Linked DNA regions of Homo sapiens: all the other regions are linked to region 5. A link is an interaction called in ENCODE POLR2A ChIA-PET data of the cell type or tissue named here. Cell type or tissue: CD4-positive, alpha-beta T cell. All regions are shown on one strand. Each heading gives the region's core, and the rest is flanking DNA. Links, peaks and the distances in the headings are about the cores only. Region 1 has its middle 20 kb from the start of SLC35G3. Region 2 overlaps LOC105371932. Region 3 overlaps SLFN12L (schlafen family member 12 like). Region 4 overlaps SLFN12L (schlafen family member 12 like). Region 5 has its middle 61 kb from the start of SLFN11.

The links. Peaks named below come from ENCODE experiments on the same cell type or tissue, not always from the same donor. Only the 100,000 strongest peaks of a DNase experiment are listed, where the experiment ranks them.
Region 1: POLR2A ChIA-PET joins it to region 5 with 29 read pairs; 5 of 35 experiments call an interaction of 5 or more read pairs at or near these places.
Region 2: POLR2A ChIA-PET joins it to region 5 with 11 read pairs; 10 of 35 experiments call an interaction of 5 or more read pairs at or near these places.
Region 3: POLR2A ChIA-PET joins it to region 5 with 60 read pairs; 9 of 35 experiments call an interaction of 5 or more read pairs at or near these places.
Region 4: POLR2A ChIA-PET joins it to region 5 with 12 read pairs; 9 of 35 experiments call an interaction of 5 or more read pairs at or near these places.

Annotation. Positions count from the first base shown.
Region 1 is chr17:35,211,968-35,217,051 of GRCh38, reverse strand. No RefSeq gene overlaps it. Among named protein-coding and RNA genes, the nearest start is that of SLC35G3, 20 kb to the right of the region's middle. In CD4-positive, alpha-beta T cell, for the core only: no CTCF peak of the experiment used is centred there; DNase peaks (open chromatin) are centred at 2,101 and 2,691; H3K4me3 peaks cover 2,219 bases; H3K27ac peaks cover 3,305 bases.
Region 2 is chr17:35,235,590-35,242,133 of GRCh38, reverse strand. LOC105371932 reads left to right here. Exons shown (of 4, transcript XM_047437262.1): 4 at 164-2,091. The coding sequence ends at 611. Among named protein-coding and RNA genes, the nearest start is that of SLFN5, 4.2 kb to the left of the region's middle. In CD4-positive, alpha-beta T cell, for the core only: no CTCF peak of the experiment used is centred there; no DNase peak of the experiment used is centred there; H3K4me3 peaks cover 2,375 bases; H3K27ac peaks cover 3,162 bases.
Region 3 is chr17:35,483,803-35,490,346 of GRCh38, reverse strand. The region is part of intron 2 of SLFN12L (schlafen family member 12 like); the gene reads left to right. It also overlaps the pseudogene E2F3P1. Among named protein-coding and RNA genes, the nearest start is that of SLFN13, 38 kb to the right of the region's middle. RefSeq lists a silencer at 83-377 and an enhancer at 2,892-3,171. In CD4-positive, alpha-beta T cell, for the core only: no CTCF peak of the experiment used is centred there; DNase peaks (open chromatin) are centred at 1,946, 2,456 and 3,056; H3K4me3 peaks cover 2,164 bases; H3K27ac peaks cover 1,510 bases.
Region 4 is chr17:35,526,790-35,533,333 of GRCh38, reverse strand. The region is part of intron 1 of SLFN12L (schlafen family member 12 like); the gene reads left to right. Among named protein-coding and RNA genes, the nearest start is that of SLFN12L, 7.6 kb to the left of the region's middle. In CD4-positive, alpha-beta T cell, for the core only: no CTCF peak of the experiment used is centred there; DNase peaks (open chromatin) are centred at 1,983, 2,473 and 3,253; H3K4me3 peaks cover 968 bases; H3K27ac peaks cover 1,466 bases.
Region 5 is chr17:35,309,775-35,316,318 of GRCh38, reverse strand. No RefSeq gene overlaps it. Among named protein-coding and RNA genes, the nearest start is that of SLFN11, 61 kb to the left of the region's middle. RefSeq lists enhancers at 973-1,631, 2,293-2,952, 4,131-4,632. In CD4-positive, alpha-beta T cell, for the core only: a CTCF peak has its summit at 3,414 (motif pointing left); DNase peaks (open chromatin) are centred at 2,068, 3,028 and 3,418; H3K4me3 peaks cover 1,922 bases; H3K27ac peaks cover 1,510 bases.

The sequences.
Region 1 (5,084 bases), core at 1,085-5,084, 99 kb after region 5:
GGACACATTATTTGTTCAGCATGATTCTCCCTTCTCTAAATCTCATTATTGCTTTGCTGTGGTTCTCTTATGGAACTTAGCATGTTCTTTTGCTATACTTATGTATATATATCTTATACCCCTACCCTGCCCTTCTCCATCTCCACTATCCCCAACCCTCATGCTAGATTAGGGTCCCACTATAAAGTGTTCTTATAGATTTCTGTGCTTTTTATTAATAGCAGTTATAAAAACTCTAATTAAGTAATTATGTAATTTTTGTGGGTGTCTCCACTACTAAATAAAAAACTTCATGAGGTCAGGGATCCTGTATATATTGTATAACACTGTATCCCCATCATTACCACATTATCTGGCACATAACAGGTGCTCAGTGAACTGTAAGGTTCATGAAAAGAGCAACTTTGTATTCCCTGAAGAACCCACCATAGAGCCCTGTATATCATAATTGTTTGGCAAATAATTATTAACTTAATGGCAATAATCTTAGGAGATATTAAACAACCATTTTCTCATTCACTCATTAATTCATTCAACAGCAATTTATTGACTAGCCACTGTATGCCAAGCATGATTCTGTCCTCAAAGATCTAACAATATCCAGAAAACACACTGCTTCAAGATGAAGTTCTCTTTCCTTGGTTTAAATTGAGTTATTTTTCGGACCAACAGGTTCCCAAGGTCATGTTTATGCCTTTATGAAAGTTTTTAGGTAAGAAAGAGACATGGTCCAGTCTACACTTTTAGATGGTGTATTATTAACTCAGAATAGAGGAAGGATGTGGGGAGGGAAGACTAAAGGCAGAGAGACCATTAGAGGATCGTTGCAGCCAAGCAGTTGAGAGATGGTCTGGACTAGAGCAGTGGCAGTGGGGAAGGAGAGGCTTGGGTAAATTTGGGAGAGATTTAGGAAATAAAATGAACAGTACACTGTGATCAACTGGATTTGGTAGACGAGGAACATGGAGACTTAAATAATATAAGTCTAGAGTTCAAGAAACAGGCCTACGATGGAGATACAAATCCAGGCACGATCAGCTTGGAGCAACAGGATGGAAGAGATCACCCAGAGATACTGTAGAAGACTCTGAAAACATCCCATTCAGAACAAAGGCTGAGGAATGCCCCCATCAAGGAAGAGGTAAATTAAATGTACATTGCAAAGTAGCCTGCAAAGAAGACTGAGTGAATGGCTAGAATGGTAAGAGTAAAAGAAAATCAAGCACCTGTGAGACATAAAAGTGGTATCAAAGAAGTCCAGAGACGCCGGACACAGTGGTACATACCTGTATTCCCGGCTACCTCGGAGGCTGAGGCAGGAGGATGGCTTAAGCCTAGGCGTTTGGAACTGTACTATTTTTATAACTTTTCTACAAGTCTAAATTGCTTCAAAATGAAAAGGTTTTAAAAACTCAGAGCTCCTTACAATTTTCAAGTTTGTTTTATTTTCTCCCATTGGTTAACATACACTGTCAATCTTGACATTTTGGGAAATCTGGAAAAAAATCTTTAGAAATAGGGGCAGGGAAGGACATAGATTTATTTATTGTCCAAAGACTGTTAGCATTGTGACATGTTTCATCTGGACTTTTTTTCCCCTAGAATTTTTTTTGGCAGAGTGGTAATTAAATAATAGTGGACTTTTTTTATACTTATTTTTACTGAATCTTTTTTTACATTTATTTTTACATTTATTATAGTAGTAATAGGAGACTTTTAAGATGTCACACCAAAGACATCTCTGTTCCCTTTTTTGCAATACCCCAAATGAAAAATAAGAAATGAGACACCTAAACCTCAGCCCTCATTATGTGGGAAGAAGAGCTAAGGCTGCCTCATGCAGTGGAGGTCGAGGACACCAGGAGGGAAAACCTGCCACTACAGATGTTGGGCACAGTCAGCAGAACACGGGGTTGTCTGTATTGGGTGGTTTGTAGACCCTGGGCAGAAAATTCAATGACTACTTGTTTGGAACAACCAGACTGAAGGGCAGAGGGGGCTTGGAGTTTCCTTACCCTTGTGTTAATCGCAGGATTGGCAAAGGACACATCATCTTTGAAATCAGAAAAACATCTGTGAGTGACAAGCAGCCCTGACTAATATCTAGTCTGTGAAAAGAGGAAATCCGTACCAATCATCAAAACAGTTATAAAACCCTGTACCCTATGCAACTTTTCTGTGAATCAGGGAGGCTTTGGCACCCCCAAGCCCTGCCCTGACCCTGTTCCCATGCTATATCCTGCAAGCAGCTCCATCAAGGAAACAAGGATCCACCCTGGGAAAAGAGCCCTCTGGATACATGTGACAGGGAGTCCAGGATGACAGCTGAGGGTGGGCCCAGAGAGCCCCCAGTCAGGATCCAAGGGCAGAAGGCTCGGGGGACCTTCTCCTGAGGATACAAAGTTGATGGTAGACTTCATGTACTTGATTAACCAAAAAAAAAAAGTTATGAAACAAAGAAAAAGTAAGATGATATGAATCCTGAGGAAAGCAGAAAGTTGTATGAGAAATGAAATGCACCCATAGTACATCACCTAGCACAACTGTGACTAGAGAGGCTCATAACAAGGTGAACATCGAATATTGTTCTAACCGAAAACAGTGATAAAATCATCTTGGCAGGATGTGGGGAGAGCAAAATAGGGAGGGAGTATAATTGAGCTAAATCTTCCGGAAATAGATAATATCTAGTTAAACCTCAAAATGGCACCATTTAGAGCTAAGTACCAAAAGAAACATCAAAGTGATGGCCCCTAGGAACAAGATGGGGGCAGGAGCAGGAGACTGCTGGTGTTATACTAAGCCCTGTCAAACTATTTCACTTCCAATATTATGTGCATGTACCACTTGATTTTTAAAACTTATAAAAATCTGAGAACTATCTGGAAAGTAGTGGACAATGTATCTCTTCTTACACAGCTTTTTTCCCCCATATAATTGGAGGAAAAACCCCCCGCAGATTATCTGATAGAATCAGCATTTCATAGACCCATATTCATGCCACTCCTGTGGATCTGAAACACAAGATCTATAGTCCACATAATAATAATCCTATCCTGACCTTTTCTTTGCATCTTCTAAGTTTTGAACTCTGGGGTCTGGCACTTGCTCTCTCCAAAATAACTAGTGAAACTTCAGTGCTTAGCTCTGAAAATTACATATCTGGTGGGGAAAACAACCAACTCAGCAAGATAAGTAGATAATGTCTCTCCGACCCTTTATAGCTGCAGAAAAGTAGGTATGATTTCGCTTCTTGAAATTGTCTTTCCAAATGTTATGTCTAGCAAAGGAAAACTGTATAAAACATCTAGACTTCAGAGAATATTATTGTGTCCTATGAAAGTAATCACTAACTGCTACCAAGTCTGTCATCCTGAAGGCTTGTTTAACTCTAAGTTGTGCTGTTCTGATGACATTGAAATGAATGCTTTTTCCTGGAAGGGATATACGCGTAAGAATTTATTTTGTCGAGCCAGAAGAGAGAGGAAGAGCTCTTTCCTGTTTTCCCACATGCACAGAGATTATAAAACCTATGCTTCTGTTCAATTGTTAAGAGTTTAGGAGTTTGTGATCCATTGAAATGAAGATTTCTTACCTGGACACTGCTTCCTTGTCTTGGAGCTGACCATCCCCTCTGGCCTGGCAGCAGGAATTTTCACCCCATCCCTAGATATTATGAGAAATCAGACCCTTGGCCCACCCAACACTCACCAACTAACTGCCACCTGCTAGTAGCCCCAGCCCCACCAAGTAGCTGTTGTTCCTCTGTTCTTTCCTACAGCCTCTATTACTTTTTTTTTTTTTCTTTTTAGACAGGGTCTCCTCTGTTGCCCAGGCTGGAGTGCAGTGGTGCATTCACAGCTCACTGCAGCTTCAATTGCTTGGGCTCAAGAGATCCCACCACCTCAGCTTCCCAAGTAGCTGGGACCACAGGTGCATGCCATCACGTCCAGCTAATTTTTTGTATTTTTTTGTAGAAACGGGGTTTCACTGTGTTGCCCAGGCTAATCTTGAACTCCTGAGTTCAAGCGATCTGCCCACCTCAGCCTTCTAAAGTGCTGAGATTATAAGCGTGAGCCACTGTGCCCAGCCTACTATTTTTTTAAGGTTAAGATTTTATTTTCAAGGCTTCTCGTGTTGTACAGAAAGTAAAAATGGTGTTCCAACCTCAGTGTAATTGGTAGCTGTGACTGGCTATGACTCACATGCCAATCACAGCTATCCACACTACCACAAGATCCTTACATGAAAACCTGGTAATACTTACAATTTGTTAGGGTGAATTCTCCAAGCTTGGTGGTGGATTTCCAAGAGGTACAAATGGAAGAAGGCAGACTACCACTCTTTGGGTGGGCGGGTAGGTATCTTGGCATTTGTATCCCAGGCACTTCAGCTACCAAGGAACTCCATATGAACAATAAAACCAATCCCGAACAGTCCCAATACTTTCCCTTCCCAGACCCCTCTGCTTCCAATATCCTCAGCCCACCTTCCAGGCCCCCTGCCCCAGACCCTGCCCTAGAGGGTTCCTTTCTAGTTCCCGCATCCCCAAGCAATGGATGGAAAGGAAATCTCTTTTCACACAGACCTCAATCTCTGGGAACTGGTACCCAAGAGGAGTCTAATTGATTATTGATTGTTGATTGATTGATTGAGACGGGGTCTCACTCTGTCACCCAGGCTGAAGTGTAATGGCATGATCAGGGCTCACTGCAGCCTCAACCTCCCAGGCTCAAGCGATCCTCCTACCTCCACCTTCCAAAGTGCTGGGATTACAGGCACAAGCCACTGCGCCAGACCTAGTTGATTTTTGAGATGGGATACACTGAGCTTTATGGGCTAGCCAACCCCATCCCATGTTGTTGCCCTACAAAGATTTCCAACACACTTGCTCATACACAGGCAACCATGGGGAATGCAACCCCTAGCGAATAATCTCCGGAACCTGTTTGCACCCAAGACACAATACTCACCTACTTGCGCAGAACCCAGAAACGTGGCTCATTGTGTGGCTGTTTCCTCTGAAATCTTTCATGGTTATGAACCGCAGTGAAATCTACTGTCTTGTTATTGAGGTGTATTGG
Region 2 (6,544 bases), core at 1,150-5,149, 74 kb after region 5:
TGCTCCCAGCGGATAGAAGTAGCACTTGGGGACTCCTAAAATATTCAGCCCAATCCTGATTCCAGCTGCCCTCTCTAGGCACCTTTCCTCTACCCTTCTTCCAGTTTACAATTCTGGTGAGTAGATGTTTCTCTATCTCTTCTCTTCCAACTCCTGCGCCCAGAGCCAGGAGGACTTCTGGAGCCCGCCCAGCAAGACCCTCTCTCTCCCATCTTCTGCTCAAGGGCTCGAGGTCTCAGTGGACAGAGCTGAAGAAAAGCCGTCTATGGAGCCTGCGCCAGGCGCAGACTGGGTCGTCGCAGTCTGGGTCGTCGCAGTCTGGGCCGGGGCGCTGGAAGTCTTACTCACTTCTCAAGAACCCGCAAGGGATCAGGCCTGACCCTTTGCAAGTGACAGAATCCAAAGCTTTGAGCTCATGGGAAAGTGGCTGGAAAGAAGGTCACTGTAGGGCCGCACAGGTCTCTGGCGAGGCTACCCAAGAACATTTAAATCCCTGCCCAGAGAAGAAGAGGCTCCAGCTGTCCTGCACCTTCCTGGGAACTGGCAGTCCCTCCGCGCAGGGGTTCTGCAGCGACCGGCAGCGCGAGGAGACAAGGATGGTGGCCAGTTAACAGAAAATCAAGGCAGCGGGAAAGGTCTGGAAAACACCACCTACTATCACCTCTGGAGCCTGGGATTATGGGATAAGTTTTCGATTTTTAAATGTATTGTCAAATAGCTAAAGTACACGGAAAGTGCGAAATAATAGTAAATTGAACACCTGTGTATTCACCACACAGCTTAAGCAATAACATTAGCAATATTTGGGTACCCAGCTGGTCTCATTCCCTCATTCCACTTGTCCCCTACTCACCTGATAGCCAGTACAATTTTATGAATTTAAAGTTACTAATTCCCATGCAACTGTTTATACTTTTAGTAAATGTGTTTATGTCCCTCATCAACACATGACACTGATTCAACACATGTATATGCGTTTAAGCTGCATGTAAATGGCATCATGTTGGCCAGGTGCAGTTACTCACGACTGTAATTCCAGCACTTTGGAAGGCTGAGAGGGAAGACGGCTTGAGGCCCAGAGTTTGAGACCAGCCTGGGCAACATAGCAAGACCCTATCTCTAAAAAAAAAAAATTGTTTGTTTGTTTGTTTGTTTGTTTGAGACGGAGTCTTGCTGTGTCACTCAGGCTGGAGTGCAGTGGCGCAATCTCGGCTTGCTGCAATGTCGGCCTCCGGGGTTCAAGCAATTCTCCTGCCTTGGCCTCCCAAGTAGCTGGGACTACAGGCACATCCCACCACGCCCAGCTGATTTTTGTATTTTTAGTAGAGACAAGGTTTCACCATATTGGCCATGCTGGTCTACGAACTCTTGACCTCATGATCTGCCTGCCTCGGCTTTCCAAAGTGCTGGAATTACAGGTGTGAGCCCCCGCGCCCAGCCAAAAAAATTGTTTTAAATTAGCTGGGTGTGGTGGTGCCTGCCTATGAAGTCCCAGCTACTCAGGAGGCTGAAGTGGGAAGATGGCTTGAGCCCAGGAGTTGAAGGATGCTATGAGCTCTGATTGTGCCACTGCACCCCTGCATGGGCAATAGAGTGAGACCCTGTCTCTTTAAAAAAAAAAAAAAAAGTATCATATTGTATGTGTTCTGTAGAACTTGCTCCCACACTTTAACATTTTGCTTTAAAGATTTGTTCATGTACTTAGATCATTCCTTTTCACTGCTTTATGAGCTGAATCATTTCTGCTCTTCTTTCCATCCATACCCATTGGTCTCCAAAGTATCCAGGCCTCCCCAAAAGTTCCTGCAGGAGACCTCAGTTCCACTGGCTTTCAGGTCATTATTGTTCCAGCACTACTTCTCCATTTCTGGTTCCAGCCCTTCTCTCCCACATTCTCAAGCTTCTAGAGGGTCATAAGAGAGGAAAAACGCCAAATGCCTTTGATAAAATGTTGCCTTTCCAGTGGTATGCATGTTTGTGTGGAGTGGGAGGGAAGTGAGGGCAGATGTGACTTACTCTCAGCATTAATTCAAGTTTAAAAGTAAAATCTTTAGGTTTGCCTTGTCCAGTAAAAAATGCCAAGAGCCATAACTGCTCATTCTCTCTCTCTCTCTCTCTTCTCTCTCTCTCCTCTCTCTCTCTCTCTCATACACACACTTGGTTAATGCAATATTTACGTTGTTTTTGCTTCAACAAACTAAAGAGGAGAAGAGAGTTGGTAGGTTAAAGGGGCAGGTTATTCTTTTTTTTTTTTTTTTTTTTGAGGCAGAATCTCGCTTTGTCACCCAGGCTGGAGAGCAGTGGCTCGATCTTGGCTCGCTGCAAGCTCTACCTCCCAGGTTCATGCCATTCTCCTGCCTCAGCCTCCTGAGTAGCTGGGACTACAGGTGCCCGCCACCACACCCAGCTATTTTTTTTTTTTTTGTATTTTTAGTAGAGACGGGGTTTCACTGTGTTAGCCAGGATGGTCTCAGTCTCCTGACCTCATGTTCCGCCCGCCTCGGCCTCCCAAAGTGCTGGGATTACAGGCGTGAGCCACTGTGCCCGGCCAAAGGGGCATGTTATCTTATTAAGGGCAGGCAGTCTCTCACAGAAAGAATCACTGTATTAGTGTAGGGAGAATCACTGCCTAGGTCAGCCGTGTGTCAATGACCTGTGTCACTGTCCTCAGTCTGCACAGTGAGACTGGAGGCTGCATGCCATGGTCTACAGATCCCTCACTACAGAAAATTTGCTTCAGCATTCTCCGTGAGAGTCACAGGGAGATTGATTATGGGGGTCAATGCTCAATGGCATCATGGCTGGCCAAGCTTTTTGCAGAAACTTTTACTAGGGGACTGAGGATTATAGCAGCAAGCATCTTAGCATAGAGCCTTATCTGTGTTTCCACAGACTATCTTTCAAACCCAAGCTACTTGTTTATAATATTCACTTTTCAGGCAAAAACATATTTTCCACTTTTTTTCTTTTCTTGATAAAAAGTTTAAAAAACAAAATTTGCATAAACACGTATATGATGTTTCTTAGGAACAATGTTTGCCATTTGACAAAGTGTGGTGAAATTTTGTCAGAACAAGTTTACTTGAAGGAGGGATGAGACATCCTTTATCAATGTTCATATGAATCACACACATCAGAGAGAGTGGGAGGGAGAATCTTGGTTCTCTGGCACTCCCAGTACCCACATTGAGATCCGAGAGTGTCCTGATGATTTTCCTGTCTCAGTAAGTAATTAAGCTTTTCCTGAAGGAGCTCAGTTAAGTCCAAGCTTAATTTCAGTCAAGTCCAATGTTTAAGTTGCTTTTTCAGCTACATGAAATGAAAGTGTGACTCAGAATTTTCTCTCTATATCCCCTCAGATCTTTAGCACACTGAGGGTAATTACAGAGTCTCAAAGCATATCCCCACAAGATGCTCTATTTATTACAAAGGAAAAAGACACTAATTTTCCAGAGAATCCTGGAATATATCACCTCAACCAAGTGATCAAAGTTAACATCATTAGTAACAGGACAAATTAAATTGCATGCCACTAAAAGAACAATTTTTATTTCTTATGTATTCCTGACCCAATAAAACAAAACAAAACAGCACAATAGAAAGTAACTATAAGGAAACATTAGAGGGTTCAATGGTGCCCACCTGTAGTCCAAGCTACTTGGGAGTTTGAGGCAGGAGGATTGCTTGAGGCCAGGAGTTCAAGACCAGCCTGGGCAATATAGCAAGACCCTGTCTCAAAGTAAAAAGAAAAGAAAACGTTAAACCCAAACCCAAATGGAAAGACTGTTCTAGATTGAAGAACATTAAAAAGACAAGACAAAGTCACCATGTAATCCTAGGCTGTAGCTCGGACTAGAAAAAAAATTCTTTTTGCTGTAAAGGACACTCTGGCAATTGTGAGAATGCACTTCAAAGACCTCAACTTGGAGCTTAATTCACAAAGCACCCCAGCTGCCTCACTTTGAAATCCATTGCACATTTGTGTGAAGGCCATGCTTCCATGGGCTGCTCCCAGCTGATGACTGAGTATGGCAAGGACAGCAGGGCAGGCCTTCTCCTAGGAGACAAAGGATGCCTCTAATGGCCAACTTTTGCTTGACTTTGAGTAAATATCTGGCATACTTCCACCCAATCTTTTTCCCCTCTCCTCCACACAGGATCAGACTTGCATCATTGTCTGACAGCTCTCTCATCTTTCATTGACTCCCAACTCTCAGCAACATGGAAATGCCCAAATTCCCCTGACATATGGTAGAGGAAGAAATAAAGAGTTTGAGGGAAATGAGCATGAAGGAATGGATATATTAGGTAAGACCAGAAGTAATGCAGCTAGAGGATTTTGTTCTATGACATGTCCCAGATTACACGCCACTCACCAAGACTGCCAGAAAGCACTGGTGAGAGGGGCACCTGCATCAAAGAAGTCCAGTGATGGCTGTCCACTGCATGCCAAAGAGGATGGTAGGTGAGGCAGTCTCAAAGCTGGGCTCATTAACACCCATGGGAATGCATGATGGGAGCCCTCAAATAATAGAAGCTAGGAGGTCACAATTACCACAGTAACTGGCATGGTTAGTCAGACAGCCACCGGGACTAGAGCCACAGGGAGTTGTGGAGATGGTTAATGGAGAATGATGTCCTTAGAGGCAAAATAGACAGGCAGCCAATAAGAATGTTACTTAACATCCATAACCCACGAAGAGCAATAATAAAGGAGCAGGAAGCTATGGGTGATTGCCCCCAGTAAAAAGCCACAACTTCTTGTTTAGTTCTCAAACTCAAGTCAATTTGCAGATCTGGAACCCACTGGCTGAAGTGATGGGTCCCCAGGAGGAAGAATCTTACAATGCCATGGCAAATGTATGCCATGACAATTCCTCCAGCTCTTCCCCAAAGGTACCTATGGGCATTTACTCATGTGACCATATGCTGGGGAAAGGAAATAACCAGACATTTCAAGGTCTGTTGAATATGGGATGTGAGTTAACACTGATACCCAGAAACCTGAAATATCATCATAGTGCCTGTTACAATGGGACAAGGTAATGAATGGAGTTCTGTCTGAAATCTGACTCACAGTGGTTCATTTGGTCTGTGGATGATTTCCCAAGCAGCCAAGTGCATAGTTGGACTATCCCCAACATTAGGCCCGGGTCGGTAAAGCATAACTATTATAGTGGGGACGGCCAAATGGAAACCTCTGAAGCTGCCCACAACTCAGCCAAGATGATAAATAAAAATCAGTTTCATAGTGTAAGAGATGCGTGCCACTATTAAAGAACTAAAGGATGCAGGGAAGGCAGTTCCCGTTATATTTTCATTTAATTTGTTAGCCTAGCCCCTGAAGAAATTGGCAAGATCCTGAAGAATGACTATAGACTACCACAGGCTTAACCGAGGAGTAACTCTGATTCTGGCTGCTATTTGGTGTCATCTAGATCAACGTTAGTAAGCCTTCAGGTGAAAAGTATGTGAGCACTGATTTGGCGAATGCATTCTCTTCCATTCCAATTGAAAAGAAGATCAGAAACAGTTCACATTCATGTGGAACGGACAAAAATATTCAGTTACATTTTGCTCCAGGGTTATTTTAACTCTTGCTTTCAGTCATAATATAGTACAAAGAAATCTGCACCATCTGGACAGCCCAGAGAACACCACATGGACCCATTACTTTGACATCATGCTTCTGAACAGATGAACAAGTGGTGGCTCTAGGGGCCTTGGTAAGATGTACACATTCCAGAGGACTGGAGATAAACCATGCTAAGATTTCAGGAACCAGCCACTCCTGTGAAATTTTTAAGGGATTCAGCAGTAAGAGTTGCACTAGGTGTCCCCTCCATAGTAAAGGACAAATTTCTGTATCTTGCATCCCCTACCGCAAAGAAGAAAGCATAGCATCTGGCAGGACTATTTAACTTCTACAGGCAACATACTCCATACCAAAAATACTACTCTGGACCATAAATCAGGTGACATGTAGAGCTGCATGCTTCAAGGGACCTAGAGCAGGAAGTACTGCAGCAGTACTGCAGTACATGGCGCAATCACACCCTGCAACTTGCACCTTACAATCTGACAGCCTGTGGCATTCTATCTGGCAATAGTTGGACAATGCAGTATGGGGATCATGGCAAGCCCCAGAGGGAGAATCCCAAGGCAGGCACCTGGGATTCTGGAACAAGGCCATGACATCCACAGCAGAGAATTATATGCCATTTGAGAAATAGCACTTGCACGTTAGTGGATCCTGATAGAGACTGAACACTTATCCTTGGGACACCAGCTAACCATGCATCTGAAACTGTCCATGATAAGCTGGATTCTGTTGGACCTAACAAGTCCCCAAGTTGGATGGGCCCAGAAGCAGAACGTGTTAATGTGGAAATCCAGAATGGAACTTGAGCAGGAGCAAAGGACACAATTAAGCTGCAGGAGCAGGTAGTCCAGACTCTCCTATACTCCCCTATGTCACTCACCACACTTGCACTAGTTTGCACCTATTTCTCTACAGGAGCTAAAGAGGTGCCCATACAACTAA
Region 3 (6,544 bases), core at 1,502-5,501, 170 kb before region 5:
TTTCTGAGGTAGATTTTGGAGTTTTTGGAGTATCTGGACTTCTTAGTGCAGCTCTTCCTTTGCCCTTGGGGGTTTTTGAACCATCCGAGAGGTACTGATGACCGCTTTCTCCTAGCTCCAGACTTCACTTTGCCAGAGGGCCACTGCCGCCTCGTCCCAGCGCTGGTGGCTGCAGCAGCCCGGCTCTGCTGGAGGGTCCCTGCGGCGTGGTGTAGAGGAGGTTGCCGGCGGTCTGCTCCGCGCCTGGGGCACTGGGGAGGAGGGGGCCGGTGGCTACGGCGCCGCTTTGGAGGGAGAGGGAACAGGAGGTGGTGGAAGTGTTCGTGGTGAGGATCTGGATGTCGGATATTTCTTTCTATTCCCAATTTGCTAAGGGTTCTTTTTAAAAATCATGACTGGTTGTGGGATTTTTGTCCCACTTGGAGCATAAGATGCTGTGCTGTATAAACTGTCATAATATTCCACAAGGTTGGTGTTCCTCTCCGGAAGTAGATGACAGTTTTCTGCCCCATTGATATTAGGCTTGGCAAGGTGACTTGTTTTGATCTATGGAATAAGTGCAGACGTCATATGTATTCTTTCTGAGGATAACTTTCAAGAGTCAAATGCTTTTTCGGTATCTATTGAAATGATCATGTGATGTTCCTTTTTTCATTAATGCAGTGAATAGGCCGATTGATTTTCACATCTAAATCACTCTTGGATACCGAGAGTAAACCTCTGTTGGTCTTAATATAATTTTGGGGGGTATATTGCTGCATTCATTTTACATATATATATGTACATATATATACGGACAGGGTTTCACTCTGTCGCTCAGGCTGGAGTGCAGTAGCCTGATCACGGCTCACTGCAGCCTCAACAGCCCAAGTTCAAGTGATCCTCCCACCATAGCCTCCTTAGTAGCTGGGACCACAAGTGCACTGCCACCACGCCCGGTTATTTTAAAAAATTATTTGTAGAGATGACGTCTCCTTATATTGCCAGGCTAGTCCTGAAGTCCTGGGGTCAAGCGACCTTCCTGTCTCCTCCGCTCAAAGTGCTGGGATAATAGGCGTGAGCCACTGCCACGGTATAGGAACGACGTCGTAATCTTTTTTGCTTACTTCTTGGATGCCTTCTTGGTGGTCTGGGAAAATCCCTGCACTACCATTTTGTAAGTCAGTGACTGAAGAAGAGTTTCCTCACTTCAGTGAAGCTGTTTCCTTAGAGCTGGCGTGAGAATCAGATGAAATGAAGAAAAGCACGGCTATGTACTTTTGTTTTGTTTTGTTTTTGAGGCAAAGTCTCGCTCTGTCGCCTAGGCTGGAGTGCAGTGGCGGGATCTGGGCTCACTGCAACTTCCGCCTCCCCGGTTCAAGAGACTCTATTGCCTCAGCCTCCCGAGTAGCTGGGATTACAGGCGCGTGCCACCACGCCCGGCTAATTTTTGTATTTTTAGTAGAGACGGGATTTCTTCATGTTGGCCAGGCTGGTCTCAAACTCCTGACCTCAGGTGATCCGCCCGCCTCTGCCTCCCAAAGTGCTGGGATTACAGTCCTGAGCCACCGCGCCCGGCCAGCTATATACTTTCAATGCATGTGCTCATTCAGTGTGAAGAAGTACTCTGCCTGTACCTTAAGATTCTAGATGGGACTTCCAACGGCAGGCCCTTAATTGAGTCCGGAGTGGGATGGAGCTAGGGAGAAAGGGCAATTCAGACTGGTGAACTCCTCAGTTAGTGAGTCATTTTGGCCTGTGTGCATTTCAAAAAGTATGGGTTCTCGCAACAGTTCTTAGACGTGTGGGCTGGAGAAACGTGTATTATCGTAATTACCATAACAAGGGCCCCACGAAAGCAACGTGACAGGAGGGCTGTATCCAGTTAGAGGAGCCACTGGACTGTTCGAAGCCAACTAATTGGCCTAGAAGGCCGCAAGATACTTCCTACACCGCAAGGGGTAGTTGTTCAACTCTGTCTCTCTGAGAGCAACCCGCTCCTCGCACCTCCCTCCTCCCCTGTGCATTAGTAGCTGCTCTCCCCCGGTTTCTGGCGTCAACTGCGCTTTCAAGCAAGGGGACAGCAGGGCTGCTCTGGGATACGAGTCAAGCTGGAATGTCACCCCTTTAGGGGTTTGGTCCTTCGTCAATTTTTTTTTGAGACGGAGTCTTGCTCTGTCGCCCAGGCTGGAGCGTAGTGGCACGATCTCGGCTCACTGCAAGCTGCGCCTCCGGGGTTCACGCCATTCTCCTGCCTCAGCCTCCCGAGTAGCTGGGACTACAGGCGCCCGCTACCATGCCCGGCTAATTTTTTTGTATTTTTAGTAGAGACGGGTTTTCACCATGTTAGCCAGGATGGTCTCTATCTCCTAAGCTGGTGATCCACCCTCCTCAGCCTCCCAAAGTGCTGGGATTACAGGCGTGAGTCACCGCGCCCGTCGTTGGATTCGCAGACACACCGTTTCCAAAGGCGCAGAGTCGATAACAGCGCGTGCGGTGCCACCACTTCCGGGGAGTCGAGTGCCCGATAGAAATGCAGCTGAGCGAGGGGCTAGCCGCACACGGACGCGGAGAGCAGGAAAGTGGAAAAGAACTCAGGTCCCCCTACTTGGTGAAGAGTGCGCAGACATGGACCTCGCCAGGTTCGTTCTCTTTTTCTTTAAATAACTTTTTTTTCGCCTTAGAAAATACAAATAGGTACAGACGAAACGAGAACTTCTCCGTGATCCCTCAGAGCTATTCACGTGGGCGTTTAACTTTCAGTTGCTTAAGGGCCCGCGCTGGCACAGCGCCTGCAAGGAATCCTGTTTCCAGGGAATTGCTGGCAGATAAATTCGTCCCGCTCCACTGCCAAACCTTCCAGCCTCCGTTTCTTATTCCGGGGGTCCGGGGGGGGTGGTCCGTGGGCTCCGGGACGAGGTGGGGCGCTGCCAGAGCAACCCCACCGATCTCGGGGAGACCCGAGGCTGCTTTCTCTCCCTTCTGGGAAAGTTGGCTCCTGTCTCTGTAGCAATGTCTGTCAAAACCGCAGGCTGTTGTAGACTTAGCAATGGAGGACTTGAAAGCTGTAGATGACAAAACTTCCGCCCGTGCGTGGGCTGGGGAGCGCCTTAAAAAGCCGCAGGGCGGCCGGGCGCGGTGGCTCAAGCCCGTGAGGTGTTGGTGCAGAGCTGGAGAAGTGGGGAGTGCTGTATGGACAGGCCAGACTTGGCAGGTGTCCATCGGATGGGGGTTGCCCACCCTCCTGGAGTCCTGAGCATTCAGGGAGTTGGGGAATGGGTTATTTAGGTGAAATGTGACCAGGCACTGACGAACTGCGCCCTAGATCCTGAAAGAAAAACCAAGCACCCTCTTGCGCTGCTGGTTTATCATCTAGAAGAGGGAAAGGGTGAAAGCAGTGCTGTTCCGAACTAAATGCAAAGTGGTATCCGAAGACGGCAAATCACGCTCTATGCTTTTTGCTCCCCAGGAGGTAGCTCTTCTGCCTCCTGTCCCACCCTTGTGGGTTGCAGTTCTTACTAACCTGTTGTTCTGGCATAACTCTAAGGAGATATGAATGCCACCCCCATTCCCATTAAAGATAGCCAACAACATAGCCTAAATCATGAGTTCAGGTCTGATAGAATTTCCCCTATAGTCAAAAGTATAAAGGATTTCAGTGGAAACATCTAACCTGTAAACCTAGACCCAAGGTTTAAGGGAGGCCAGTGAGTTTTAGGCCCTAGAGATTTGGTCGGCTCAGTCCTCAGCTCGTTTTTATTTATTTATTTATTTAATTTTAGCATTGTGTTCCAGATGTATGCCTGAAGCCTGAGGTTTTGAACCATGGAAAGTTTTACATGGCTGCAGGTGTTGGACTCGGGTGGCCAGGATCCCAGGCTAGTCCACAAGTGCTCGGTCCTCTATAAGGTGGCTCAACTGCAGCTCCCATGGGTTCCAAGTTTCCCAGTGGTATGCGTACCCTCCTTAAGCAATCTGAGGGTGAGATGTGATTTCTGTCACCTTCTGTGTATGGTGGGTGAGCCAAAAGGGTTCATCCAGGGCAAGGCCTGATACAGACAGTGCAGGAAGTTGGGCTGGGAGGAAAGGGGACAGGACTCCAGTTACAGAGGCTGCAAGAAGAATTGGAGAGCAGGGGCTAATCAAGGAGGTGAAAGAACTTTACGAGGAGAACTATGAAACACTGCTGAAAGAAATCATAGACGACACAAACAAATGCAAAAGCACTCCATGCTCATGTGTTGGAAGAATCAGTATCATTAAAATGTTCACACTCCCCAAAACAATCTACAGATTCAATGCTATTCCTATGAAATTACCAATGTCATTTTTCACAGAATTAGAAAAAATGATTTAAAATTTGTATGCAACCAAAAAAGAGCCTGAATAGCCAAGGCAATCCTAAACAAAAAGAACAAAACAGGATAGGGAGCCTTACACCACATTACTGCATTTCAAGCTATACTTCAAGGCTACAGTAACCAAAACATAGTACTGATACAAAAATAGACACGTAGACCAATGGAACAGAATAAAGACCCCTGAAATAAAGCTTCACACCTACAACCAACTCATCTTTGATAAAGTCCACCAAAATAACCAATGGAGAAAGGACACCCTATTCAATAAATAGCTAACCATATGCAGAAGAATGAAACTGGATCCCTGTCTCTCACCATATACAAAAATTAACTCAAAATTAAGACTGAAATGTAAGACCACGAACTATAAAAGTTCTAGAAGAAAATCTAGGATATACTCTTCTAGACATTGCCCTGGGCAAATAAATTATTATAAAGATCTCAAAAGCAAATGCCACAAAATCAAAGATAGACAAATGGGACTTAACTAAACAGCGTCTGCACAGCAAAAGTCTCAACAGAGTAAACAGACAACCTAGAGAATGGGAGAAAATGTTTGCAAGTCATGCATCCAACAAAAGACTAATATCCAGACTTTATAAAGAACTTAAATGAATCAAGAAAAAAACAAACAACTCCATTTAAAAAATGTGCAAAGGGCATGAACAGAAACTTCTCAAAAGAAAACATGCAAGCTGCTCACAAACATTTAAAAGGTCAACATCACTAATCATCAGAGAGCTGCAAAGCGAAATCACAATGAAATACCATCTCATCTAGTCAAAATGACTATACTAAAAAGTCAAAATATGTAGGAAAAAATTAATGAAAAATAAAGAGTTGGTTTTTTGAAAAGATCAAGATTGACAAACCTTTAGCTAGATTGATGAAAGAAAAAACTCAACTAAAATCAAAAAAGAAAGAAGAGACATTACTATTGATTTTATAGAAATCAAAAGGATTATAAGAGTGTACTGTAAAAAATTGTATGCCAACAAATCAAATAACCTAGATGAAATGGACAAATTCCTAGAAACACATCACCTACCAACACTGAGTCAGGAAAAAACAGAAAATCTGAATAGACCTATGTCTAGTAAGGAGATGGAATCAGTAATCTAAAACCCAACTAAGAAAGGCCATGGACCAGATGACTTCAGTAATAAATTCTACCCGAGTAAATTTTTTTTTTGTGAGCCTCTGTCAATATAAACAATTTGAATAAACCCAAATCAGCATTATCAGCACCATCCTGGCAATCCAATCTGACTTGATCCTGTGAAAGAAATCCTGCTCCAGATAGTGAGAGCAATGCACTTGCCAGGCTATTCTCCTGGAATAGGACCTAGCCATGAGGTCCTAGGACAACCCCACAGCCACAAGTCCCAGGGTTTCTTGGGTGAAGGGCCATTGAGTTTCCCAGATGGAAGGAACAGGGATGCTAGTAGTTCTGTCCAGTCTGGGGCACCCTGCCAGGATGACACTGCTGGTGCTGATTGGTACCTGGCACTGGAAATGGTTTAGATAATTTCAAGGAGGGCATTCCAGAACATGGAACGTGCTTTGAACCCCCTGAGGTTCAGTGTCTAAGGTAGGAACTGAACCAAAGCTTTTCCTTCTGGTGTCTTAAATGATTGGGAGTCCTCGCTTGATTTCCTGCAGTTTGAAAACAACTGCTCTGGCCACTTCACTGCTTTGTTTCTAAATATTTCCCTAGATCTATGGTGAAATTAGTGCCAAGTATAGGTACAAAGTTATGTGGGAGTAGCAGAGAGTGAAGGACAAATATGGGAGTTCTGGGATGGATGATAGAGAGTTTATCAGGTGACAAAGGTGGAGGAAAACATTAGAGTCTCAGAGCACACCTATGCAAAAGCACAGAGTCCCCAAATCACATGGGGAGTGGTGACTACTCTGGTGCACAAGGAGTTGTGTCATTTATTGAACATCTACTCTGGTCCCTGTAAATTGTTAAGTGTTATATGGAATAGACGGTTCTTTTTCCTCTGTATGTCACCACCATGATTTGCATATGAATTCTCTTGATGTAACCCCAATTGTCCAAATGATCTGGGGCCTCAATTTTATTATTGTTTACACATGATCAGAAATTTATAGAGACAAAGGTGGTATCTACAACCTTAGCTGAGTATCTGCGTGATAGTGGTCTAGCAGTGGACAGGAATATTCTGACCCCTTTATAG
Region 4 (6,544 bases), core at 1,061-5,060, 220 kb before region 5:
TGTTGAGTAAATGATTTATGACTATTATTTATGGTTAAGTATGAATTGAGAGCAATTTCAACAATTGAGAAGTACCTAGTTCATTAATATGCATCTTTTAAAAATAGTTTCTACATACAACATTGTGTTAAGCATCTTCTTGATGAAATGTAACATATAACTAAAAGCATAACAACTTGAAAGGGTTGTAGAGGTGTTATGTGATAAAAGCAGAATATAAAATTCTGTTTATTTGATGTTTACAAATTGTAAAACAATGTAATATTATTAAGATGATAAGAGATAAGGCTGAAAATATTATTGATCACCATAATATTGTTTATAAAGTATATAAAACTGAATGTTGTAGCCTGCCATTTTTTGTGTGTCAAACAATATATATTTAATAATGTGATAATTATATGATTTTGAAGTTTTTTTGTTTTTGTCTTTTGGTTTGTTTTTGTTTTTGAGACAGGGTCTCACCAGGCTGGAGTGCAGTGGAATGATTTTTGTTCACTGCAACCTCTGCCTCCTGGGTTCTAGTGATTCTCCTGCCTCAGCCTCCTGAGTAGCTGGGATTACAGGCACCTGCCATCATGCCTGGCTAATTTTTGTATTTTCAGTAGGGGTGAGGATTTCACTGTGTTAGCCAGGCTGGTCTTGAACTCCTGGCCTCAAGTGATATGCCTGCCTTGGCCTCCCAAAGTGTAAGGATTATAGGTGAGAGCCACGGTGCCTGGCCTGATTTTGAAGTTTTAAAAAAAGTTTTCCAGTAATCCCAACGGAGCCAGGTACTTTATAAAATTTTTCTTGATAACGTCCCTCAGGCTTTTTATTCTGTTATTGATTTATCTGCACTATCAATTTTTTATTAAACAAGCTTTGCTTTTGTGCCTTTTTTTTTTTTTTTGAGATGGAGTCTCACTCCCTTTTGCACAGGCTGGAGTGCAGTGGTGCAATCTCGGCTCACTGCAACCTCCAACTCCCAGGTCCAAGCAATTCTCCTTCCTCAGCCTCCCAAGTAGCTGGCATAAGAGGCATGTGCCACCACGCCCAGCTAATTTTTGTATTTTTAGTAGAGTCGGGGTTTCGCTATGTTGGCCAGGCTGGTCTCAAACTCCTGACCTCAGGTGATCCACTCGCCTCGGCCTCCCAAAGGATTACAGGCGTGAGCCACTGTGCGCGGCCTGTGCCTATTTTTAAAAACCATTCATTTATGTTTTCAAATTTCTTAATACATATTTTGATGGAACCAAATCTTTCTCAGGTATGATTTTAGAGGAAGAAATCTACTAGAGTTTTCTGTGTATTGATTTTTTTCTTTGGGTCTTAAAGGGAGAAGAAAAGATTAGCAGTTCTTGAGGTTTCTATTTCATACAAAATAATTTGCACTTTTAGATGTAGAAGAGAGTTGTCAGGCCGGGCTGGGTGGCTCACACCTATAATCCCAGCACTTTGGGAGGCCGAGGTGGGTGGATCACCTGAGGTCAGGATTTCACGACCATCCTGGCCAACACGATGAAACCCCATCTCTATTAAAAAAATAAAAATAAAAAAAATTTAAAAAGTTAGCCAGGCGTGGTGGCAGGAACCTGTAATTCCAGCTACTTGGGAGGCTGAGGCAGGAGACTCACTTGAACCTGCGAGATGGAGGTTGCAGTGAACCGAGATCGCGCCACTGCACTCCAGCCTGGGCAACAAGAGTGAAACTCCATCTCAAAAATAAATAAATAAATAAGTAAATATAATAAAAGAAGAGAGTTGCCAATATGAAAATTTTATCCATGGAAACCAATGGCATGCTATACTTGAAAGAACATGTCCATAGGAATAAACATTAAAACTTTAAAGCTTGTATGTCACAAATGGCACTTTGTATAAATAATCTGACAAGGTTGTTTTAATGGTCATAAAATACAGAAGAAGACAGTTGTAAGCTTTATTACAAGGCACGTATCAGACATATGAGTAAGATCATGAAAGATCTGGCCTTCTACATAATTTCCTGCTCAGAAGTCTATTTCCTTTTCACACCTGCATCAACCACCATTTTATTTGTTCATTTCTTTAAAATAATAAAGATGCTAGTGAAAAAAATAAAAGTGCTAGTGGGTTGTCTAAAAAGATGGAAAACCAGACAAAAAAGCAAAACAAGGAAAAACAAAACTTTTAATCTTGTTAATTAATCAAATAAATTGTTTTTTAATTTTTCAATTTCCTCCTGCCCTTACATTTATTATTCCCTTTATTTTGTGTTCCTTTGTGATCTAGTTCTTTTTCTAAGTTCTGTAAATTCACTCTACTTTTATCTTTCTCTTTAACCAATATAGGCATTTGGGGCTATGGATTTTTCTTCACATATGTTTAAGCCACGTTATGGCAATTTGTTGTGACCTAAACCATATGTCCCCAGCAGACAGATTCTTAGTATCTCTGACAGGACTGTGTTTAGTGTGAGCTTTCATTGAATGTTTCCTGCGCTACTGAATCAAATAACGAAATGTTTTCACGGCATGCACGAATGCATAGTCAAGCAAAAGAAAAAAGTGATTGTGCAGGTTGTGGCACAATTCTGAGAGTCTTAGGAGCCCCCTTCTCACCATAGCACAGTTAAGTTTTATTGATTTGCACAACCACTCCCAAATACAAGTTCTTTGAAATAAAAAAGACTAAGAATCATTGATGTTCCTTTTACTCCATTTGTCAGATTTACCACGTCCCTTGGCCATCTTCATTTCCCCCACTATCTACATAAGAATGTATAGTCCAAAAGTTTAACTTCTCTCCCTTTCTCTTTCTTTCTTTCTTTCTTTTCTTTTCTTTTCTTTTCTTTTCTTTTCTTTCTTTCTTTCTTTCTTTCTTTCTTTCTTTCTTTCTTTCTTTCTTTCTTTCTTTCTTTCTTTCTTTCTTCCCTTCCCTTCCCTTCCTTCCTTCCTTCCTTCCTTCCTTCCTTCCTTCCTTCCTTCCTTCCTTCCTTCCTTCCTTCCTTTCTTTCTCTTTTTTTTTCTGACAGAGTCTCACTCTGTCACCAGACTGGAGTGCAGTGGCACAATCTTGGCTCACTGCAACCTCCGCCTCCCGGGTTCAAGTGATTCTCCTGCCTCAGCCTCCCGAGTAGCTAGGACTACAGGTGCCTGCCACCACGCCTGACTAATTTTTTGTATTTTTCGTAGAGACGGGGTTTCACCATGTTGGCCAGGATGGTCTCGATCTCAAAAAAAAAAAAAAAAAAAAGACAAAGCAGTCACCCAGGAGGCTAGCCAGGGTACCAAAAGACGTGACAGATGACGTTTATGAGGTTATAATGTTAGTCGGAAGAGTATGGGTTTCTCTTTCAGTATGGGTTTGAGTGACTTTGAGAAAGTTAATTAATGTTTCTGAGCTTCCATCTCTTCAACTTTTTTCTTTTCTAATCTATTTTATTTTTTATTTACTATTATTATTTTTATTATTTCAATAGTTTTAGGGGAACAGGTGGTATTTTGTTATATGGACAAGTTCTTTTCTTATTATACTTTAAGTTCTGGGGTACATGTGCAGAATGTGCAGGTTTGTTACATAGGTATTCACATGCCATGGTGGTTTGCTGCACCCACCAACCCGTCACCCACATTAGGTATTTCTCCTAATGTTGTCCCTCCCCTAGCCCCCCACCCCCAGATATGCCCCAGTGTGTGATGTTCCCCTTTATGTGTCCGTGTGTTCTCATTGTTCAACTCCCACTTATGAGAGAGAACATGTGGTATTTGGTTTTCTGTTCTTGTGTTAGTTTGCTGAGAATGATGGTTTCCAGCTTCATCCATGTCCCTGCAAAGCAATGCACTCATCCTTTTTAATGGCTGCATAGTATTCCATGGTGTATATGTGCCACATTTTCTTTATCCAGTCTATCATTGATGGACATTTGGGTTGGTTCCAAGTCTTTGCTATTGTGAATAGTGCCACAATAAACATATGTGTGTATGTGTCTTTATAGCAGAATAATTTATAATCCTTTGGGTATATACCCAGTAATGGGATTGCTGGGTCAAATGGTATTTCTGGTTCCAGATCCTTGAGGAATTGCCACACTGTCTTCCACAATGGTGGAACTAATTTACACTCCCATCAACAGTGTAAAAGCATTCCTATTTCTCCACATCCTCTCCAGCATCTGTTGTTTCCTGACTTTTTAATGATCGCCATTCTAACTGGCATGAGATGGTATCTCATTGTGGTTTTGATTTGCTTTTCTCTAATGACCAGTGATGATGAGCTTTTTTTCATATGTTTGTTGGGTGCATAAATGTCTTCTTTTTGAGAACTGTCTGTTCATATCCTTTGCCCACTTTTTGATGGGGTTGTTTGTTTTTTTCTTGTGAATTTGTTTAAGTTCCTTGTAGATTCTGGATATTAGCCCTTTGTCACATGGATAGATTGCAAAAATTTTTTCCCATGCTGTAGATTGCCTGTTCACTCTGATGTTAGTTTCTTTTGCTGTGCAGAAGCTCTTTAGTTTAATTAGATCCCATTTGTCAGTTTTGGCTTTTGTTGCCATTGCTTTTGGTGTTTTAGTCATGAAGTCTTTGCCAATGCCTATGTCCTGGATGTTATTGCCTAGGTTTCCTTCTAGGATTTTTATGGTTTTAGGTCTTACATTTAAGTCTTTAATCCATCTTGAGTTAATTTTTGTATAAGGCATAAGGAAGGGGTCCACTTTCAGTTTTCTGCATGTGGCTAGCCAGTTTTCCCAACACCATTTATTGAATAGGGAATCCTTTCCCCATTGCTTGTTTTTGTTAGGTTTGTCAGATCAAATGGTTGTGGATGTGTGGTGTTATTTCTGAGGCCTCTGTTCTGTTCCATTGGTCTATATGTCTGTTTTGGTACCAGCACCATGCTGTTTTGGTTATTGTAGCCTTGTAATATAGTTTGAAGTAGGGTAGCTTGATGCCTCCAGCTTTGTTCTTTTTGCTTAGGATTGTCTTGGCTATGCAGGCTTGGTTCTATATGAAGTTTAAAGTAGTTTTTTCCAGTTCTGTGAATAAAGTCACTGGTAGCTTGATGGGGATAGCATTGAATCTGTAAATTACTTTGGGCAGTATGGCCATTTTCACAATATTGATTCTTCCTATCCATGAGCATGGAATGTTTTTCCATTTATTTGTGTCCTCTCTTATTTCCTTGAGCAGTGGTTTGTAGTTCTCCTTGAAGAGGTCCTTCACATCCCTTGTAAGTTGTATTCCTAGGTATTTTATTCTCTTTGTAGCAATTGTGAATGGGAGTTCACTCATGATTTGGCTGTCTGTCTGTTATCGGTGCATAGGAATGCTTGTGATTTTAGCACATTGATTTTGTATCCTGAGACTTTGCTGAAGTTGCTTATAAGCTTAAGGAGATTTTTGGGCTGAGACTGTGGGGTTTTCTAAATATACAATCATGTCATCTGCAAACAGAGACAATTCAACTTCCTCTTTTCCTACTTGAATACCCTTTATTTCTTTCTCTTGCCTCATTTCCCTGGCCAGAACTTCCAATACTATGTTGACTAGGAGTGGTGAGAGGGGGCATCCTTGTCTTGTGCTGGTTTTCAAAGGGAATGTATCCAGCTTCTGCCCATTCAGTATGATACTGGCTGTGGGTTTGTGATAAATAGCTCTTATTATTTTGAGGTACGTTCCATCGATACCTAGTTTATTGAGAATTTTTAGCATGGAGGGGTGTTGAATTTTGTTGAAGGCCTTTTCTGCATCTATTGAGATAATCATGTGGCTTTTGTCATTCGTTCTGTTTATGTGATGGATTACGTTTATTGATTTGCGTATGTTCAACCAGCCTTGCATCCCAGGGATGAAGCTGACTTGACTGTGGTGGATAAGCTTTTTGATGTGCTGCTGGATTCGGTTTGCCAGTATTTTTTTGAGGATTTTTTGCATTGATGTTCATCAAAAAAAATTTTCTTTTTTTTGTTGTATCTCTACCAGGTTTTGGTATCAGGATGATGCTGGCCTCATAAAATGAGTTAGGGAGGATTCCCTCTTTTTCTATTGTTTAGAATAACTTCAGAAGGAATGGTACCAGCTCCTCTTCATACCTCTGGTAGAATTCAGCTGTGAATCTGTCTGGTCCTGGAGTTTTTCTGGTTGGTAGGGTATTAATTACTGCCTCAATTTCAGAAGCTGTTATTGGTCTATTCAGGGATTCGACTTCTTCCTGGTTTAGACTTGGGAGGGCCTATGCGTCCAGGAATTTATCCATTTCTTCTAGATTTTCTAGTTTATTTGCATAGAGGTGTTTACAGTATTCTCTGATGGTGGTTTGCATTTCTGTGGGATTCGTGGTGATATCCCCTTTATGATTTTTTTATTGCATCTATTTGATTCTTCTCTCTTTTCTTCTTTATTAGTCTCGGTAGTAGTCTATCTATCTTGTGGATCTTTTCAAAAAACCAGCTCCTAGATTCATTGAATTTTTGAAGGGGTTTTTGTGTCTCTATGTCCTTCATTTATGCTCTGATCTTAGTTATTTCTTGTCTTCTGCTAGCTTTTGAATTTGTTTGCTGTCGCTTCTCTAGTTCTTTTAA
Region 5 (6,544 bases), core at 1,030-5,029:
ATTCAAGAATGAAAAACCAAATATCATACGTTCTCACTTATAAGTGGGAACTAAGCTATTAGGACACAAAGGCACAAGAATGTTACAATGGAATTTGGGGACTTAGGGGGAAGAATAGGGGTGGTGAGGGATAAAAGGCTCCACATTGGGTACAGTGAACACTGCCCGGATGACAGCTGCACCAATAACTCAGAAATGACCACTAAAGAACTTATCTATGTAAACAAAAACCACAATAGTTCCCCAACAAGCTATTGAAATGAAATTTAAAAAATAATCTGTCCAAATCCATAGAAGGTACAACACTGAGAGAGAAACCTAATGTAAAGTATGGGCTTTGGGTGATAATGATATGTCGATGTAGGTTCATCAATTGTAACAAATGTACCACTCTGGTAAAGATGTTGATTAAGAAGCAGAGGGTTGGGGGTAGAGTCTGCATGTGCTGGGTGGGGTGTGTACTGGAACTCTGTACTTCCCCTCAATTTTGCTGGGAATCTAAGATTGCTCTAAAAAATAAAAGACTATTTTTTAAGAAATGAAAAAAACAGATTAACGAGAAGATAGTCAATGGATTTTCAGTGTATATATAATTGGAACCTGTCAAAGAGTAAAATAAAGCAGTAGAATGGAGCAAATATTTAGAATGATAATGGAATAAAATGTGTTCAAACTAAAAGAGCACCTGAATCTATATATCATAGAGGCCTACCGTGTGTCTGAGAAGCTTAACACTGAGTAGTCAACACTGGGACATAACCCAAAATATACTTGTCGGAATGTAAAAACAGATTCCATTGGCAGCCACACAAAAAGACTGAGTCATTTATCAGAAAAAGAGTATCGGCCCCTCCCTGTAATCCCAGCAACTTGGGAGGCTGAGGTGGGTGAATCGCTTGAGCCCAGGAGTTGCAGCCCAGCCTGGGAAACATGAGCCCAGCCTGGGCAACGTAGGGAGACCTTGTCTCTACAACAAATACAAAAATTAGCTGGGGATGGTGATGTGTGCCTGTAGTCTCAGCTACTCAGGAGGCTGGGGTGGGAAGATCATTTGAGCCTGGGAAGTTGAGGCTGCAGTGAGCTGAGGTCACACCACTGCACTCCAGCCTGGGTTACAGAGCAAGACCCTGCCTCAAAAGAAAAAAAAGAAGAGTATCAGGTTCCGGTTCAAGATGACTGAGTAGAAGCAGCTAGTGCCTGCCTCTCTCTCAGAGAGGAACACAAAGTAGTGAGTAAATACTAACTCTACAAGTGAATAGGCTGAGATCATGCTAGGATTTTCTTCAAGGAAGTGATGGGACCCACAGAGAACAGAGAGAGAGGCAGAGCTGGAGCAGGGAGAAGCTCCCTAAGGCAGAGAAAGAGTCCCTGGGGAATCTACACTTAGGTCTTTGCAATTCAGGGTATGGGAGAGTCCCTTGACCAACCCCCACCCCACTGTGTAGGCCTCCAGACCTACAGAGGGTCTATGCAGAGGCACACTCAAGCCCACGTGGAACCCCTGGGCCTTTGATCCCCATGCAGCCCTGCCAACAAGTGGGACCAGCCTCTTCTGCACAACCCTAGGTTGTGGTGCAGCTGTGGTGCTGAGGAGAGGCCAAACTGCACACTGCACAACATCTCCATCCCCACTGCTCCTCACCAGACAGGGTCCCAGGCCTGGGCTCCTAGCACAGCTGCCCTGACCCCGCCTGAACACTGTGGCTCGTAATGGCTTGTAATGGGGATCAAGTTCCCCAGAGGTAACTGACAAGCCCTCCACAGTCGCCACTGCCGCTGCCTCCGCTTTTGCTGCCCTCAGGCCAAGGAGGGAACAAGAAGACTGGACACATTTGTGTGTACCTCCAGCATGGATGTCACAGCCAAGATACGGAGGAACAATGGACAGACTGCACACACCGGGCAACTCTCTGCATACACTATGAGGCTCACCACCTTCTGGCACCCAGTGCACCCGCCCCATTCCTGCCCGAACACCGCGGTGGAGACTTGGTGTTCCTCTGCGTGCAGGACTCATTGAGGTAGCTGACAGGCCCTTTTCGATCTCTGTTGCCTTTGCCTCCCCCTCCACCCCTGTTGCCCCCGGGTCTGGGAGGGAACAAGGAGGCTGGACACCTTCCTGTGCCTTCAGCACTGATGTCTCAGCTGAGATAAGAAGGAGGAGACTGTGTAACCGAGGACTCCCCGCGTCTGCTGTCCCCTGCCAAATCGGGCTCGCTGGCTTCCGGCCCACAACGGCCTTCCTGCCCCTTCCTGAAATTATGGCCATGGCTCGGTTCCTTTGAGAGCCCAATTCCCTGAGGCCAGCAACAAGCTTTTTGGCTCCATCCCTACCACCCCCAGGCCAGCGTGGGAAGAGGAGGCTTTGCACCTTTGTGTGCCCGCAGCAGTGAAATCCAGCATTGCTTGCGTGGGAGGGAAGTGCAAGAGTGCCCCGTCCCCACTGCCCCAGCTGAGGGGTCCTGCCCTCCCCGGTGAAAGACCCACAGCACAGCCACCCTGCCCCATGTAAACATTTTCAGCTGCAGCCCAGAGCCCTTCTGAAAACCCAACCCCCCAAGCTTTTGATCTTCCTTGGGATTCCACCGCCCAAGTGCTCTGCCTGCCCTCACCTGAGAGTTCAGCGGTGACCGACCCGGGAGACTAGCCCACTCCTCGTCATCACAGCCCGTACCTGAAGTCTGGGCTAGCCTGACCCTGGTCCAGCCCATTCCGGACTCATATACACTGTCCCAGCAGGCCGTCTGGGGTCCTGGAAACGGGGAACTACCTATCCCATTCCAACTCTGCTGCCACCCGATAACTTCCACCGGGGCCGAGGTCAGGTGGACCCAATCAGCGGACACCACCATAACCAACCATGTAAGGGTTTGGGGTGGAGCTCTCCCCGCCCCACCCTTCACATGAAGCAGCAGTGCTACCACATCAGAAAACAGAGGAGCCACAAAGCTATCTCTATTGGGCTGAGTTACAAAGTTTTGCCCCCAAACCACTCCCACGGAGACTCACAAAACAGTTTCCTGTGGCTCTCAACCACGTAGGGGTCCAGAGATTGGCTATGTGTGTCTGAACTAGGAGTCACCAACCCCGCCCAGAACAGGGGTGTGATAGGCAAACAGATCATGTTCCTGCCTATGTAGGATGGGGAGCCAGTACAGCCCCCTAACCTCCTCACCCCAAAGACACCTCAGCGCATTTCACCGGGAGCCACCCACCCACTGTCATCAGGGCTGGTGCCTGCACTCACTACTGGGGCCTTCTTAGGCAAGCTAGGGGCTCCAGCTACCCTCCAAGAACAGGAAAGCTTAGGGTAGGGGGCTCTCCACTGCCCAGCCCACCTCCTGAGACAATAGAGAGAACTTCACAGTAAACAAAGATCAGTTACATACTCCTCTGCTTGTGCCGCAGCTGACAATTACCCTTAAGCGCCATCTACTGGCCTGTAGATCAAATATCACAGCCCAGTGTAAAACCTGCCAACAGAAGTGCATAGGGTTACAGAAGCAAAGCCAGAAGGCCCTACTCAACATACTCTGTAGCTATACCCTGCTAGAGATGGGGTGGGGGAGAAAGGCAAAGAAAAAAAATTCTTTCCACATTAAATTAATTACAAAAATTAGAAGTGCTAGCCTCTCCAGATAAGAAGGAAACAGTGTAAGAATTCCAGCACCATGAAAAATCTGAATGTTGTGACACCACCAAAAGATTACACTAGCTCTCCACCAATGGACCCTAACAAAAAAGGAAGCTCAGAAATGACAGAGAATTCAAAGCATGGATTGCAAGGCAGCTCAACGAGATCCAAGACAAGGCTGAAAATCGACGCAAGGAAACTACTAAAGCAATCCAGAAAATGAAGGAAGAGATAAGCATCTTTTTAAAACTTATCAGATCTTCAGAAATTGAAAAACTCACTTACAGAATTTCAAAATACTATTGAAATCTCTATCAACAGACTAGATCAAGCACAAGGAAGAATTTCAGAGCATGAAGACCAATATTTCTAACTAACTCAGTCACACAGAAATAAAGAATTGTTTAAAAATGAGTAAAATTTTTTAGAAACATAGGATTATGTTAAGCAACCAAATCTACAAAAGATTGGAATTCCTGAGAGAAGAAGAAAAAGTAAACAGCTGGAAAACTTATTTGAAGGAATAATTCAAAAATGTTTTCCTAATCTTGTTAGAGAGGTAGACATCCAAACACAATAAACCTGGAGAACACCTGCAAGATACTATACAAGACAAATGTCACCAAGGCACATAGTCACCAGAGTATCCAAAGTCAATACTAAAGAAAAAATGTTAAACGACACCTAGAGAAAAATGTCAGATCACTTACAAGGGAACCCCATTAGGCTAACAATGGACTTCTCAGCAGAAACCTTACAAATGAGAAGAGATTGAGTACTTATTTTCAGTATTCTCAAATAAAAGGAAGTCCAACCAGGAATTTGATGTCTTCCCAAACTAAGCTTCATAAACAAAGAAGAAATAAAATATTTTCCAGGCAAGCAATTGTTAAAGGACCTTATTTTTTACCACTAGACTAGCATTACGAGATATCCTAAGAGAGTTTTAAATATGGAAATGAAAGAATGATGCCTGCTACCACAAAAGCACACTTAAGTATTATACATAGTTCACAGACCTTATAAAGCAACTACACAAATCGGGACTACAAAGAAACCAGCTAACAACATCACAACAGGATTAAAAACCTCACATATAAATATTAACGTTGAATGTAAATGGTCTAAATGTTCCACTTAAAAGGCACAGAGTGGAAATTGGACAAAGAGGAGCTAGAGAAAGAGATAGGGGTAAAAAGTTTATTCAAAGGGATAATAACAGAGAACATCCCAAACCCAGAGAAAGAAATCAATATCCAATTACAAGAAGGTTATAGAACACAAAGCAGATTTAACCTAAAGAAGACTACTTCAAGGCACGTAATAATCAAATTTCCAAAGCTCAAGGTTAAAGAAAAGCTCCCAAAAGCAGCAAAAGAAAAGAAAAAAATAATATGCAATGGAATCCCAATAAGTGTGGCAGCAGACATTTCAACCTTACAGGCCAGGAGAGAGCTGGCATGACATATTTAAAGTGCTGAAGGAAAAAAACACCCACCCTAGAATAGTATATCAGGTGAAAAATCCTTCAAACATGAAGGAGAAATAAGACTTTCCGAGACATACAGAAACAGGGATTTCATAAACGCCAGACCAGTCCTACAAGAGATGTGAAAGGCAGTACTTCAATCAGAAATAAAGACATTAATGAATGAGAAAAAATAATCTGAAGGTACAAATCTCATTGGCAATAGAAAGTACACAGAAAAACACAGAATAGTATAGCACTGTAACTGTGCCGTGTAAACTACTCTTATCTTAAATAGAAAGATTAAATGATAAACAAATATAGTAAAAACCAACTTTTCAAGACATAGTCAGTACAATAAGATGAATAAAAACAACAAAAAGTTAATTTTTTTTGAGACAGGGTCTTGCTCTTTCACCCAGGCTGGAGTGCACCGGTGTGATCTTGGCTCACTGAAACCTCTGTTTCTCAGGCTCAAGTGATCCTCCCACCTCAGCCTCCTGACTAGCTGGGACTACAGGCATGCACCACCATACCTGAGTGGTTTTTCTATTTTAAATAGAGATGAGGTTTTGCCATGTTGCCCAGGCTGGTCTCAAACTCCTGGGCTCAAGCAATCTGCCCATCTAGGCCTCTGAAAGTTCTGGAATTATAAACATGAGCCACTGCACCTGGCCAAAAGTTTTGTCTTGTAATCTATTTTGTCTGACACAAGTATAGCTACTCCTGCTCTTTTTTGGTTTCCATTAGCATAGAATATCTTTTTCCATCCCTTTATTTTCGGCCTATGTGTATCTGTATGGGTGAAACATGTTTCTTATAGGCAACAGATCATTGAGTCTTGCTTTTTATTTATTTATTTATTTATTATATATTTATTTATTTTATTATACTTTAAGTTCTGGGATACATGTGCAGAATGTGGAGTTTTGTTACATAGGTATACATGTGCCATGGTGGTTTGCTGCACCCATCAACCCATCACCTACATTAGGTACTTCTACTAATGCTATCCCTCCCCTATGCCCCCACCCCCTGACAGGCCCTGGTGTGTGATGTTCCCCTCCCTGTGTCCATGTGTTTTCATTGTTCAGCTTCCACTATGAGTGAGAACATGTGGTGTTTGGTTTTCTGTTCTTGTGTTAGTTTGCTGAGAATGATGGTTTCCAGCTTCATCCATGTCCCTACAAAGGACATGAACTCTTCATTTTTTATGGCTGCATAGTATTCCATGGTGTATATGTGCCACATTTTCTTTATCCAATCTATCATTGATGGGCATTTGGGTTGGTTCCAGGTCTTTGCTATTGTGAATAATGCTGCAATAAACATACGAGTGCATGTGTCTTTATAGTAGAATGATTTATAATCCTTTGGGTATATACCCAGTAATGGGATTGCTGGGTCAAATGGTATTTCTGGTTCTAGATCCTTGAGGAATC